2 separate regions of the Mus musculus genome follow, and region 1 is linked to region 2. Evidence: chromatin contacts called from ENCODE POLR2A ChIA-PET data. All regions are on one chromosome and are shown on one strand. The core of a region is the stretch at or near the end of the contact, and the rest is flanking DNA. Distances in the headings are between cores, read along the strand shown.

What was found. ChIA-PET counts read pairs that join two places held with the same protein, here RNA polymerase II (POLR2A).
Region 1: POLR2A ChIA-PET joins it to region 2 with 44 read pairs in embryonic stem cell. The contact joins the promoter of Rab26os here to the promoter of D330041H03Rik in region 2. POLR2A ChIA-PET finds 5 or more read pairs at or near these places in 4 of 5 experiments (Patski and embryonic stem cell).

The regions. Positions count from the first base shown.
Region 1 is chr17:24,524,874-24,530,785 of GRCm38, forward strand. It overlaps Rab26os (RAB26, member RAS oncogene family, opposite strand), which reads left to right and starts at 3,378. Exons shown (of 2, transcript NR_045289.1): 1 at 3,378-3,563; 2 at 3,763-3,871. Traf7 (TNF receptor-associated factor 7) reads right to left here and starts at 3,065. Exons shown (of 21, transcript NM_001172113.1): 1 at 2,893-3,065. It overlaps Rab26 (RAB26, member RAS oncogene family), which reads right to left. Exons shown (of 9, transcript NM_177375.1): 4 at 5,770-5,836; 5 at 5,518-5,570; 6 at 5,182-5,247; 7 at 5,041-5,097; 8 at 4,868-4,944; 9 at 4,181-4,770. The coding sequence ends at 4,668. It overlaps LOC115488833 (a small nucleolar RNA gene), which reads left to right and starts at 3,603; the gene lies at 3,603-3,680.
Region 2 is chr17:24,412,664-24,419,326 of GRCm38, forward strand. D330041H03Rik (RIKEN cDNA D330041H03 gene) reads right to left here and starts at 1,850. Exons shown (of 6, transcript NR_033554.1): 1 at 1,649-1,850; 2 at 1,038-1,265. Rnps1 (RNA binding protein with serine rich domain 1) reads left to right here and starts at 2,012. Exons shown (of 9, transcript NM_009070.2): 1 at 2,012-2,071; 2 at 2,378-2,499; 3 at 5,375-5,555; 4 at 5,794-5,949. The coding sequence starts at 5,485.

The sequences.
Region 1 (5,912 bases), core at 2,128-4,627, 110 kb after region 2:
ATGTCCAGCCCCTACCTCAGCTCCCCCGGGCTCAAAACCAGATCTGGCTGCCAAATCCTATAGAAACAGACTTGGTTGCCATAACAAAGCTATGTGCACTTCCTCTGGCTGTTCCCTTGAATGTCCCCTTAAGCACATCTTTTCCATCCCAAGCAGGCAGGGTATTACAGCCAAGGTCCCCAGAGTGCCTTTGCTTACCTCAGACTTGAAGATCTCCCAGAATCTCTAAAAACCCTGGACACAAAAAACCTTTTGCCTCTTTCCCTCCCAGCTTCCCAGCTAGGCCTCCATCCTCAGTTTTCCTACTGTCTATACCCACAATCCCAACTCAGTGGGCGGGGGTCCCTTAACTTGCTTCTCCTGCCCAGTGTTCTGCTTCCTTCTTACACCCCATATCCAGCCTCTGTACCTGGCCTGCCCAGGCTGAACCCCTTCAGAGCTCAGTGAACTTCAATTCCCCTGCTGCCAGGGGCCCTAGCCTCACTTCACTCACATTTATTTGCCTTGTCTATGGTATAGGAATCAGGCTTTCTTTGTCTAGAAGTGCAGAGGACTTCCCAGGGGAGGAGAGTAGCCAGATCCGAGCACACAGAAAGAACACTCTGAGATATATGTCATCCCATCCCAGTGCCTTGCTGTCTCAAACAAATCCAACTGGTATCAAACTTGTGGCAGCAGGTCCAGGGATCTGCTTAAGTGGCTTTGACCCCCTTGTGTATGCTTCATCCCACCCCACAAAAGCTTGGGTAAATCACTAAAGTCCCAGGCCAGCAGGATGAAGAGCAGAGACCTCTCCAGCCCCACCCACACCTGCTTCCGGCACCCACAGCAGCTCCACTCATCAAGGCCGTTTCCCCTGCAAACGCGACCCCCTCTGGCATCCTCCTCTGGCTCTCTTGGAACTGGACGCGTTTATTTCTTGGCTTCTATGCTTCTATACTGTGACCTCCTCTGCTTGGGACTTTCAAGAATCATCAAGTCCGACACTAGCAGCTCAGTCTTAGAAGTCTATTTTCTTTAAGCCATTTACTCTTCCCTAGGACTGGCATTCTGGGATACTAAGAGTATCTGTTGAAGGATGGGGGTTTCTCATGCACAAGCCAGTCAGAGATCTGATAAACTGCTGGGTGCCTACAGATTTATGGGAATCCTTGTCTACAGTACGATACAACCAGCTGACAGTTCTTAAAAGCAGCCATAGGCTGGCACTTCACACATATGGCGCTTATGGTAGAGTAATAATGACCATGGGCTCTAGACTCAGACAGACCTGGGTTCAAATTCTACTTTGACCATGCAAGAGAGGAATAACTGGGTAAGTTGCGTGACCTTGAAGGAGACTGTATTTCTCACTATAAAACATTTTAATGGATCCAAGTCGGAAAGGAGCTATCAGAGGTAGCTTCAGCTCGACCTTCTTCCTATTTTCTGCACCAGGCATTGCTTCATCTGAGATGTATACCCTCTGGGGCTTAGAATAGGGATACCCCCAAAGACTGTTTAGTCTGACCCCCAAGGAACTAGAAGCCAGCCAGAAAGAAAGGGTATGGAGCTCCATTTGTTTCTAGTGTGTCAGCCTCAGCTCATTACTAAACACCCCGATCTTTCCTGTTCATTTCCTGAAAGACTCTGATGTACAGCTACAAGAAGTTATATCAAGGAACTTCTTGGATTTGGGCAATACTTTTGGCCACTCCTTCCTAGTCACCTTAGTCAGGCTGTACACAGCCATTCTCATTTCCTGAAGAGACAGCTGCAAATAGATTTAGGACCTCAGGGTACAGGGACTTGAGTTTCTGCAGAGAAACATGAATGTATAGAGGATCTTCAGGATTGTCTTTATGACTGCAGCAGCGCCTGCCACAAAGATCCTCAGGAAAGAGATCTGGGACATGGAGAGGCCCCTGAAGAACAAGGCTGCAAAGGAATGAGCCTGTGCGTGCAGGGAGCGGGGCAGGAGGGGAGATGAGACAGATATCTCTAGACCTCAGCCTCATCTGATCATGTTGGCCTGCCTCAAAAGAATCTAGGCTGGGACAACTGGCCTCTAGTGAGGGTTAGAAGACGCTGGTCTAGCTTCCTCACTATTTTACTTGACTCATAAATCATCACACATACCAGAGGCTCTCAGACTTTACCCTGCTCTGCCTCTTAACCTTACCTATCACTTACCTATACTTGCTGGCTTGCTCCTCTGACTCCCCCTGCCTGTAAGGCTCTTCCTGAAATGTCTCAAGACTGACTGCTTCTCCATCAGATCTTCAGCTAACTGTAGGTCTCCCTACCAAAGATTTAAGAACGCCCAATACTCAATACTTTATCTGTGTTCAGTTCCCCCCCCCCCGTAAAACTTATCACAGTTCCTCATGATTTTTAACTTTTTATTTTAACTAGAATAACAGTACTGCAGGTGAGTTGCCACAAGGAGACAGTTACCAAAGTCTTGAGACATTTTTGTCATAACAAAACAGGGCTGTGGGTGTTACTACTACCATTCAGTGAACAAACTCAGAATTGCTGCTGGACTGCGTACAATGCACAGGACCCTAGAGGCAGAATGGTCTGTCTCAAAACCGCGTACCAGATGAGCTTATCAGTTTGGAATCCGGTTCTCCGCCGACTTTCCAGAGCCTAGGATACTGCTTGGCACACAGGCAGCGCTCAAAAAAACATAGGAGTGCAAAGACAACGAAAGAGAGAGTGAAGGGAAGGAGTGACAGACGGATTTACTTGGAGTCAGGAGGACTTATAGAGGCTGAGACCCCAGCCGTCTCAGTCCCGCCCCCCAGGCTAGGCCCACGACCGCTCGCGACGCTCCCACAACCAGCCCGCGCTCCACCGCACTCCCCGGAAGAAGGAGCCCCAGGTCTTGTGCTCCGCGCACTCACTCACCCGCCCGCGGCTGCCTAGGAGCAGCGACTTCACCCACCGGCATCATCTTGCCCCTCTCGGCCCGCGGCCGGGAAAGGTTTCAGGATACAGGAGCCGGAAGTCCCGGGGCAGGTCGGAACTTGTAGTTCACGGACTTCAGGAACTCTAGGTGCTGCTTCACGCTTTGAGCTTCCTAAACTACGACTTCCGGCGACCTCTGTACTGAAGGACCGGATTGGTAGCTTCAGAATCACTCTATGTTGCACATTGGAATTTGATTGGCTAACTGAACTCGTCACTCATGGACTCAATGGCTCTACAACCGGGAGGATATTCGAGCTACTCAAAATACCGCCTCCAAAACAAAAGTCGCTGTACGATTGGTGGAAATTGCAGGACAGCTCGAGGAGCATATCAGCAGTGGAGGAAGGTGGGCACTTCCTCAGAGGTGGCCCAATCACATAAGGGGCAGTTCTATAAACTCTTGAGCCTCGCGAGCAGTCGCTCTTTTTGGGAGTGAGTGTGTTCGTGGTCCCTTTCATCTAGGTTTTGTAAGGAACGTTTTGGGAGTAGTGCTCGCCGAATGGAACTCAAAGGACCTCTGCTACAGATCTGCCTTCCTCCCGAGCTGAAGTGCTTTAGTCCTAAGGGTTTAACCCTTCCCCATTTTTCTTCTGACTCCATTTTTGCAGGTATGAACTGGTCGGGCCTGGCTTCCCTTTTCAGCCCCAAGCCCGTGATGAATTAATTTCTGACACCTCGTATGAAAACTGCATGCGTAGTCTGATTACATTATAAGACTGAGGCTTGGGCGCGACGTCACTAATTGGATGGGTTTTGAGTGAAAAGTTAACCAAAGTAAAGATTTATGTTTGATTTTTTTTTTTTCAGGGCATGTTGAGTCGGCTGCATCTAGAGATCCAACGAGTAGGAGTGTTGGCTGGTAAGCTGGGCATCCGTGTATCTGAGTTTCTTAGCAATAAAGTGAAATGCAATCTTACTGTGGTTTCAGACGTTGTGATTTCATGTGCTGATAGCACAGTGCCGTAGAGGCCCTGGTTTGGCGTCACACAGTCCGCAAAGGGGTTGACTAAGATATTCTGTTTGAATCATTCTAATCTAGGGTGACCTTATAAGCCAGCACTACTTAAGGAATAGGCTGTGGGGCACCCTAATCTTGATAGTAAACTATTCCTGTGGGAATTTTGGTGACGGTATCAGCGCATGTGTAAATTAAGTGTTTCCCCAGGTGAAGTACCTTTACCCCCCCACTAAGCCATTTTTGCCCCAGGAGGTGGTTTTCCACAGATGACACAAACTCCAGAAACACCTTTATTAATAGGGACTTAGAGGACAGGTTTTCACTCAACATTTGTGGCTTGGTGACTTTAGTACAAAGTGGAACGGACTGGGCCAGCCTGCTAAGTTGTGACTGGGTTCTATCATTCTGACCTTGCTGTGCGTCCCTATATCAGCCTCCTAGTGAGTCGGAAGCAGTCCAACAAATGGACAGTGACTGACATAGCCTTGAGTGGGGTCCTGTCTGAGCAGTGTGCTGCGTGTGGTCCCCCTCCTCACTTCTGGGAGTGCCCAGAAGAGGGCAGCAATGTGCTGTGGCCTGGTTTTTATGCTTCAAGACCATTTCTGGTGGCCACTGGGGCAAAGGGTAAGCATTAGCCTCTGGTGTCTTTGAGAAGACACTAGGGCATCCATCCTTTGAGGACAAGTCTATAGACTCGGGCAATTCTCAAAGGCAGAACTGCTTCCTCCAGCGTGGAACTGAGTTTCAGCAAGGTTCAGAGTCGACAGCAGGAGACCCCTCGGCCCTCCCTCTTAACATAGTCATGCAGCCTGAAGCGCGGCTCGCTGGGAGCCTTGGCTGATCTCTGTTTCAGCTCCCTGAAGAGCAACAGGGGAGGGGATGTAGATAACATAGAACAAGGTAGCCCACTTATCCTAGAATGTGAGGTAGTGTTTGTTCATTACCAGGACTTACTTTGCTATGGCTGTAAAAGCCAAGTCCACGTTGAGGCCAGTCCTTGCGCTGGTCTCCATGAAAGGTAGCCCATACTCCTGCAAATAGTTACTGCCAGCTAGGTGCTGGGCACCTGGGGGCAGCTCAGTGTCCCAATCTCAAGAACACCCTCATCGTCCTCCCTGTCGACTCACCTTGGCTAATTTCTCCCCATCTTCCCTCTTTACCACACGGTCTTGAGTAGAGTCAACCTGGCCAGGCACAGGGATTTCATTAGTGCCTGTCCCCGGTGCACCCTGTGGGCCAGGCTGGAGAGGACAGGCCCAGAGTCCTACCTTGTTCCCTAGCAGCATGAGCACCACATCCTGCTGGGCATATTCCTGGATCTCTGTCAACCAGGCCTGTATAGGGAAAGCTGAGGCCAGTCTCAGGGCTGGTCCTTGTGGCCTCTTGTGCCACACCTGATTGAGTGGCTTTGCTAGAAGCCCTTATTTATCCAGGTGGTCCTGCTAATGGAGCCAGGTGTCACCCAGGCCCGTTGAGTTAGCCAATAGCCTGGCAACCATGAGCTGAGGGGTTCATCATGTCTATCCTTCCTGTTAAGTAACAGGACTCGGGCTCCTGATGCCATTTAGACAGTCTTGATTCATTCCCCCACCAAGGCCACTGACCTGAATGTTGTCGAAGGAATCTTTGTTGGTGATGTCGTAGAGCAGCAACAGTGCTGGATATAGAAAGCAATGAAGACGTCCCTGGGGGGGGCCTGGTGGCTCCTAACTACCTGCACCCTTTTAGATACTCCCAAGTGACTGCATCACCCTCACCTGCTGTCCCATAAGTGTGCCTACTTGCCTCCTGCCCCCATGCCAGTAGGCAACCCACACTATGTGGAGGATAGCCAGACCCCATGTCAATGGGCTTACCGTGAGCATCTCGGTAGTAGGCATGGGTGACACTTCGGAACCGCTCCTGACCAGCTGTGTCCCAGATCTGTGGCAACAGGCACTGGTCATACTGCCCAACCTCTCTCCCTTGTGTCTCCAGCCCCACACTCCTGTCACCTCAC
Region 2 (6,663 bases), core at 600-3,099:
TACTTTGAACATTAGGGGAAAAGCAGGGGAGAAGCTGTTAGCCCAGCTTCTTCGGTCCTCACCAGCCATCTGGGGTGACCCCAGATTTCTAGGGTTTCTAGGGTGTCCGTGCTGTTCTGGACCAAAAACTCTATTAGCCTCTCTAATCACAGACACCATTAATCTTCACAGAATGGTACATGCTCCCTGTGTGAGCATTACTACATCATCACAGGGCCCTTTCCCTACAAGAACCGGCTGAAGTCCCTGGACCACTGCTCTTCTGACCCACTGAGATGGTTAATCTTGGTTGTCAACTTGATTGGATTCAGAATTAACGCACCTCGGGGCACACCGGTGAGGGAGCTTTGTGATTAAGTGTGAAGGCCCAACCTGAACCTGACCAGCACTTCCCAGTGTCTTTGTAGGCAGTGCGAGATTTGCTTTTGTGGCTTTTCTCTCACTAGTCCGTCTACCTTTTTGCTGCCATCTTTCACTGACATCAGGGCCCAGCTTCTTCAGCCTTCCAACTAGTGCTGAAGACCAGGAACCCGCCATGATTTCAGCACCAGATTAAGACTACAAGGACATGTAGTTTCTTAGAAAGCTACTGGCTCTCAGCCTTTCTAGTGTGAATAACCCAGACTGGATGATGTAAGTGAGGGTCATCGTTTATTTGTTCCGTTCCACCAGAGAACAGCTAGCATCCACTTACCACTCATGTCTGACCACAGCAGACACAACAGCAATGCAAGAAAATCAGCTTATCCCTAATATCCTATACATTAAATAATCTTAAATCCAACAAGGGTACCAGACCAAACTGTCTAGATCTGCTAACCCCACCCCAAAAAATGAATACCTCAGGAAAGCAGACTTCAGAAGCAGGCTCCTCTTCCTGACTGTCCCACAGGACACACCCAGCTCCTTGGACCGAGATAATCTCTTCTCTCCATCTCTCCGGGATCACCAAAGTGCACATTGGCCACTTTCCTATCTTTCACAGCAATATGTAATCCAAATCTAAGTCACCTTTGTACCTTCCTCCTGAAGCTCACCTTAGCTCTGTTCCTCTTTCTTCGTTCCTGCCTCAAATCTACTTAGATAACCGCGGGGATTGTGTGCATATCCCTTTCTTCCGCAAATAACGGAGCAAGAATGTGCTAGGCAAACCGGGCGGTGGCGCTCGTCTTTAATCCCAGCAGTTGGGAGGCAGAGGCAGGCAGATTTCTGAGTTCTAGGCCAGCCTAGCCTGGTCTACAGAGTGAGTTCCAGGACAGCCAGGGCTACAAAACAAACAAACAAACAAACAAAAGAATGTGTTGGCAAAGTCGGGAGGCGGGGCACTACGGCGGGTGCTACTCTTTAGCCTCGTGCAGAGACCAGATCCTCTATGTCCTTGCTAAGAAGTTACTGACGTAACCCCGGTATAGACTAGCGTGCCTCTTCTTCTCCCAGCGATCCTGAACGCCTTTGCTGTTCCTTCTGCCCCACGCATTCTTGTCAGAAATGTCTCCTGGGAGAAACCTCCTTCAACATTTCCTCAAACTTTTTTCCTTTCTGGCCTCATCGGCCGCCCGCTACACCCAGTCAGCTGTATCCCACCAGCACAGAGACCATATCTATGCAATCACCACTAACTACCAGAGACTTGACCATAGGAACTCACCGTCCGTACCAGCCTGTCCCTTTACTACAATAACGCGGCCTCAGCAGGGTGCCTTAGATCCTAATGACAGCAGAGGCAACCCGAGTAGCTCCATCCACACAGATCCGGTAGGCGCCAAAGAGCACAAACCTCTGGTGCCGGTCAGCCAATCATCGCGCGCTTCAGAATGAGCAAAACAAGTCCAGGAAACTTTAGACCAGTCGGGGAGGGGGGGCGGGGGGGGGGACCGTAGGCGCTACGACGCTCCGCCCACACACAGTTGCTGTCCTTTAGTCCTCCACCGCTAACTTGCATTGGCTGAGTGTGCTTACGTCATCGTCGCGCGACGACGGCTGCGCCTTCCCGCTTCTCACCTCTGACGACAAAGTTGCGCCGGCGTCCTGGTCTGAGAAGAGCGGGAGGAGGTGGCGGCCTTGGGAAGATGTAAGTCGGGGTAGGAATCCGGCTGCATCCGACCTCCGGGGACCTTCTGCCAGGCTTGGCGGGGCGCATCGTGGAGCCGGTTGCGTTCCTCAGTGCGGCAGAGGCCCGCCGGCGAGGAACAGAGCCCGAGGAGAGAGTGTGGTTCAGGTCGGGCGGAGTGGGAGGTGTCGAGGCCGCGGCCCGGAAGTGGTCGAGGCGGTCACCGACGGAAGGGTGATCCCGCACGGTTCGCTCGGCGGCGACCCGCTTTAGCCTGCAGGACTCCAGCAGCTGCGAGCCCTGCCGCTTCTCTTGTTTTCTTGTCAGGCTGGAGACCTAGGCTCGCCACACCGGGCCCGACCTGAGTAGTGAGTGGAGAAAGAGGGTGGGAGGCGAGGTCGATGTCTGTGGCCGGAGCGGACGGTGCAGATTGCGAGCCGGCCTAAAAGGTTGGTTTCCTTTAAAGATCTCTTTCCACGAGTGTCTGTCGGAATCCAGTGTGCAGTTCTCAGTTCTGGGCATTGAGGATCCGTCCTAGGATGGACCGAGCACGGTTACGGAGCTCAGCGGGAGAGGATATGGGAAGGTTATGGTTGATGGTAGAGACGTGGTGGAGGCTTGCTTTCTCTACCTTGTGTTACTTCGTAGGCACTGTGTCTCCGATGTGCTTTTATATGTAGAGAGTGCTTTCAGATTGCCAAGACGCCCTCTGCTCGAGATTTAACCATTTGTTTTCTCCTCTCTCTGACTGTTGGACGCACACCTTTCCGGAGGATGGGAGAGGTGACCAAGGTCCTGAGCTGTTACCTGAGCTTGAGTGAACAGAGACCCTCACCTTTGCTTTCTAGCACTCGACCACACCCAGCAAAGAGTTCGCTTACGCCGCAGTTCATAATTTGTAGACTGCTTAACAATGGGTTCTGCCTGTTTCATAAAGTACATTCCAGCAGGTCGGGGTGCGGGTGCACAAGGGTGATCTCTACCCTTTGTCACTGGTATGAAGCACTTGAATAGTAACCCAAACCCCAAAAGTACATACCAGATTTAAATGACTTAGTATAGAAAACCCACAAGAAATTTAGTAATTTTATGTTGATTATATGTTACAAAGGTAATGTTCATTTTGTTAAAAACTAGTTTTGGGACCCACACACTGCCTTTAATCCCAGCACTCAGATGGCAAGTCAGAGTTTGAGGCTAGCTTGATCAACCTAGGCTAGCCAGGGCTGCCTAGTGAGACCATGTTTCAATAGGGGGGAAAAAGCCTTTAATTTTGGACTGTCAGTACTTGTGAATGGTAGAGGTCTTGTTGAGTATACTGGGCTCAGTGTTACTTCGTGTAGCCTTGCCTGTCCTGGAAGTAGACCAGGACAGACCTTTGAACTCGAGAGCCTCATTTCCCAGTTCTTGTTTCTAAAAAAAATAAGAAAGGTTTCACTAACTTTTGTGACTTGGCTGAAAGGAGATTAAAGGGTGTGCTCATGGTTCACACTCATGGACAGTGCTGCTTTTAGTGATCTCATCCAAAAGTCAGCTGAGCTGTAACACAGTTAACTAAGCAGCCAGAAATCAAACTTACCACTGAGCTTTTAGCTGGGTGCCTTGCCAGATTGATAGATTGATTTAGCCAAGCAAGGTTTAGGGAGCTAATTGTCAGGATTACTTAACTTGGTAGTATGCTTTTGCCTGTTGTGCACAAAGCCCTGGTTTCAGTCTCCAGCTCCATATCGAAAGCCTATAATCCCAGGCGGAGGCAGGAGATTCAAGTCATCCTACATAGAACATTTGAAGCCAGCCTGGGCTAGAGACCTTGTCTTTAATAGAATAAGCCTTTGGTTCCTGTACTCAGGAGACAGGAAGGATGAGTCCCAGCAAGGTGTCATGGTACACAGCTTTAATCCCAGCACTTGGGAAACAAAAGTGGGGGAATCTCTGTGACAGCCAGAGCTACAGGATAGCAAAAAAAAAAAAAAAAATTAAGAATGAGTGCCACAGCTGGACAGTGGTGGCACAGGCCTTTAATCCCAGCACTTGAGAGGCAGAGGCAGGTGGATTTCTTGAAGCCAGCCTGGTCTACAGAGTGGGTTCCAGGACAGCCAGGACTGCCCAGAGAAACCCTGTCTCGAGAAAAAAAAAAAAAAAGACTTGAAGCCTGAAACACAGGCTTGCTTGCTTGCTTACTCCAGACCATGGAAGATAGCTGAAAAGATATAGTCCTGGAAAGAAGCTAGATAGGTAATCATTTGCCATTTCTATTTGTCAAAGTAGTGGAAGGGAACTGTTCTCATGAGCTAGACTTATTCAGCAGCATTTAGAAGGGCCCTGTTTCTGAAAAGATGTATTCTCGCCTTACACTTGAGGAAGGTGAGGAAGAAGAGTTAGGATGTATCCTGAGGCCTTTTTTTGTATTTTGCTCCAAGAGAAGTCCCAGGGAGAATTAGCTGTCTTTAGTTGAGTACTTACTGTTACGTGGCATTATTGCTAAACCCTTAACACTGCCTATAAGATCTCAACCCATTCAGAGGTTTCAACAGTTGTGCCTACCTGACTGCTGACTAGATCTACCAAGTCACATTTTCCCCTTATTTGTTTATGGTTTACCTACCTGACAGTCTTACTTTTTTTCTTGCCTTTTTCTTTTTTTTCTTTTTTTTTCCTCCCAGGCAGGGTTTCTTTATGTCGCTTTGGCTGTCCTGGAATAGCTCTGAATCAGCCTGCCTCTGCCTCCCCTGTGCTGTGGTTGAAGGCTTGCACCGCCGCTCCAGCTTTCGGTTCTGTCTTAGTGCTCTCCTGTGAGGTTTTGCACGTTGTGTTGTGTTGAGTAATGTTTTGATGCTTGTCACTCAAAGTGCCAGCTACTCGTTACTCATTGTATCCTTAAAGAAAACAATGCCAATAAGACAAATCTGGGTTTTTCTCCTCTGAGGCCATTGTGGTGTCTAATATTTTGAAAGCCATCTACAGGTGGCTGGTTCATCATCAAACTTGGTGAACTCTAGTGTGGGACAGGCCCTAAAAAACCAAATGTAGCTACAATTACCTCTCCCACTTCATTAAGGAAAACAAAGAAGAATCTTAATATGCCTGTACCTTAGACATGTAATACATTTTGCCTTTCTTTCTCAAATAAAAAACCTAAGGTGGCCTCTAAGAGTAGGAAAGGCCTCCATGGCGCGCTAATGAGGGCCCTGGGTGTCAAGGCTGTGTGGACACTTGCTGTTTGCTGTGCTTCTGTCCTGTGTGCTCAACGGTCTTTGATGCAAAATAGAGTTGATGCTTTGTCAATTGGTTTGCTCTATTTCAATCCTTTTATCTTGTTACTAGGCTGCTCTTTGGCGTAAATTGCAATCGATTAGGGATCGTTTCTCAGACTCAAGTTAGAAGTGAGAGTTCAGATAAGTGAGGCCGACATTGCTGCCTTGAAGAAGGGGAGAATGGATTTATCAGGAGTGAAAAAGAAGAGCTTGCTAGGAGTCAAAGAGAATAATAAAAAGTCCAGCACTAGGTAATCCTCTGTAAGATTTTTTTCTAGTGCTATTTTGGGGGTGCTTGCTGTTTAAGGACCCTAGGAAAGGGGAGATTTTTGTTGTTGTTGTTCTACAGTGCGTGCCCTAATTCACAGATGATTTTGCTCTGTGATCACCTGGGATGTTAGTAATCCTTTTGGACCGCACTACTGGGTTGTGCTATCTCAGGGTTTGGTCAGAAGGGCTTGCAACCTCACATTCTATCTTATCATGCAGGGCTCCTTCTCCTACCAAACGCAAGGACCGATCTGATGAGAAGTCCAAGGATCGATCTAAAGATAAAGGGGCCACTAAAGAGTCAAGTGAGAAGGATCGTGGCAGAGATAAGACTCGGAAGAGACGCAGTGCTTCAAGCGGAAGCAGCAGTACCAGGTGGGGCAGAGGGAACCATGTCTTCCTTCACTGTGAAGCCCTCCAAGAACTTCTTTGGGGGAAAGGGGTGACACGTGTGTGTTGTGAAGGCCAAAAGTATGTTAAATTTCTTCCTTTGGGGAGGTGTGAAGGCCATCTGCTCTTCCATGTTCCCACAAACAAACAAACCTAGGTCCAGTTCAGCAAAGTTCACTCTAGGAAATCAGTGAGTTTACCAGGCTTCCAGTGCAGTGGGTGAAGGATAATTGGCAGGAATGTGGGTGGTAACTGCCCTGTGAATGTTCCCTCCCCACAGTCCCCTACTTAAAGCCTTTGCCTGAGACCTGAGGACCTGTGCAAATAGGGCAGAATTACAACTGGTTTGGAGGGGTGGCTGGATACTCCAGTGAGGGTCCCTTGACCCTGTCCCTTCCAAGAGAGACAAGCCCAGTGTGATGATCGTTAGTGAGCAAGCCCAGTTGAAGTGAGAATGACAGCAACTTTTCTGCGAGGGTAGTCCTGTATGTGTGGCTCCCTAAGAGCTGTCTGCCTAGCTTTTCCATACAGGATTTCATTGCTTCCTGCAGCTTGCCAATTGAATTGAGCTGGTTGCCCAAGGGAAGACTACGTTGTCTTAACTACATTGAAAACAGACCCTAGAGTTGTTGATAAGACCCTAATATAGCATGCAGGTTTTGTTTCATTATATATGTTATGTGGTCTTGCTGTGTAATG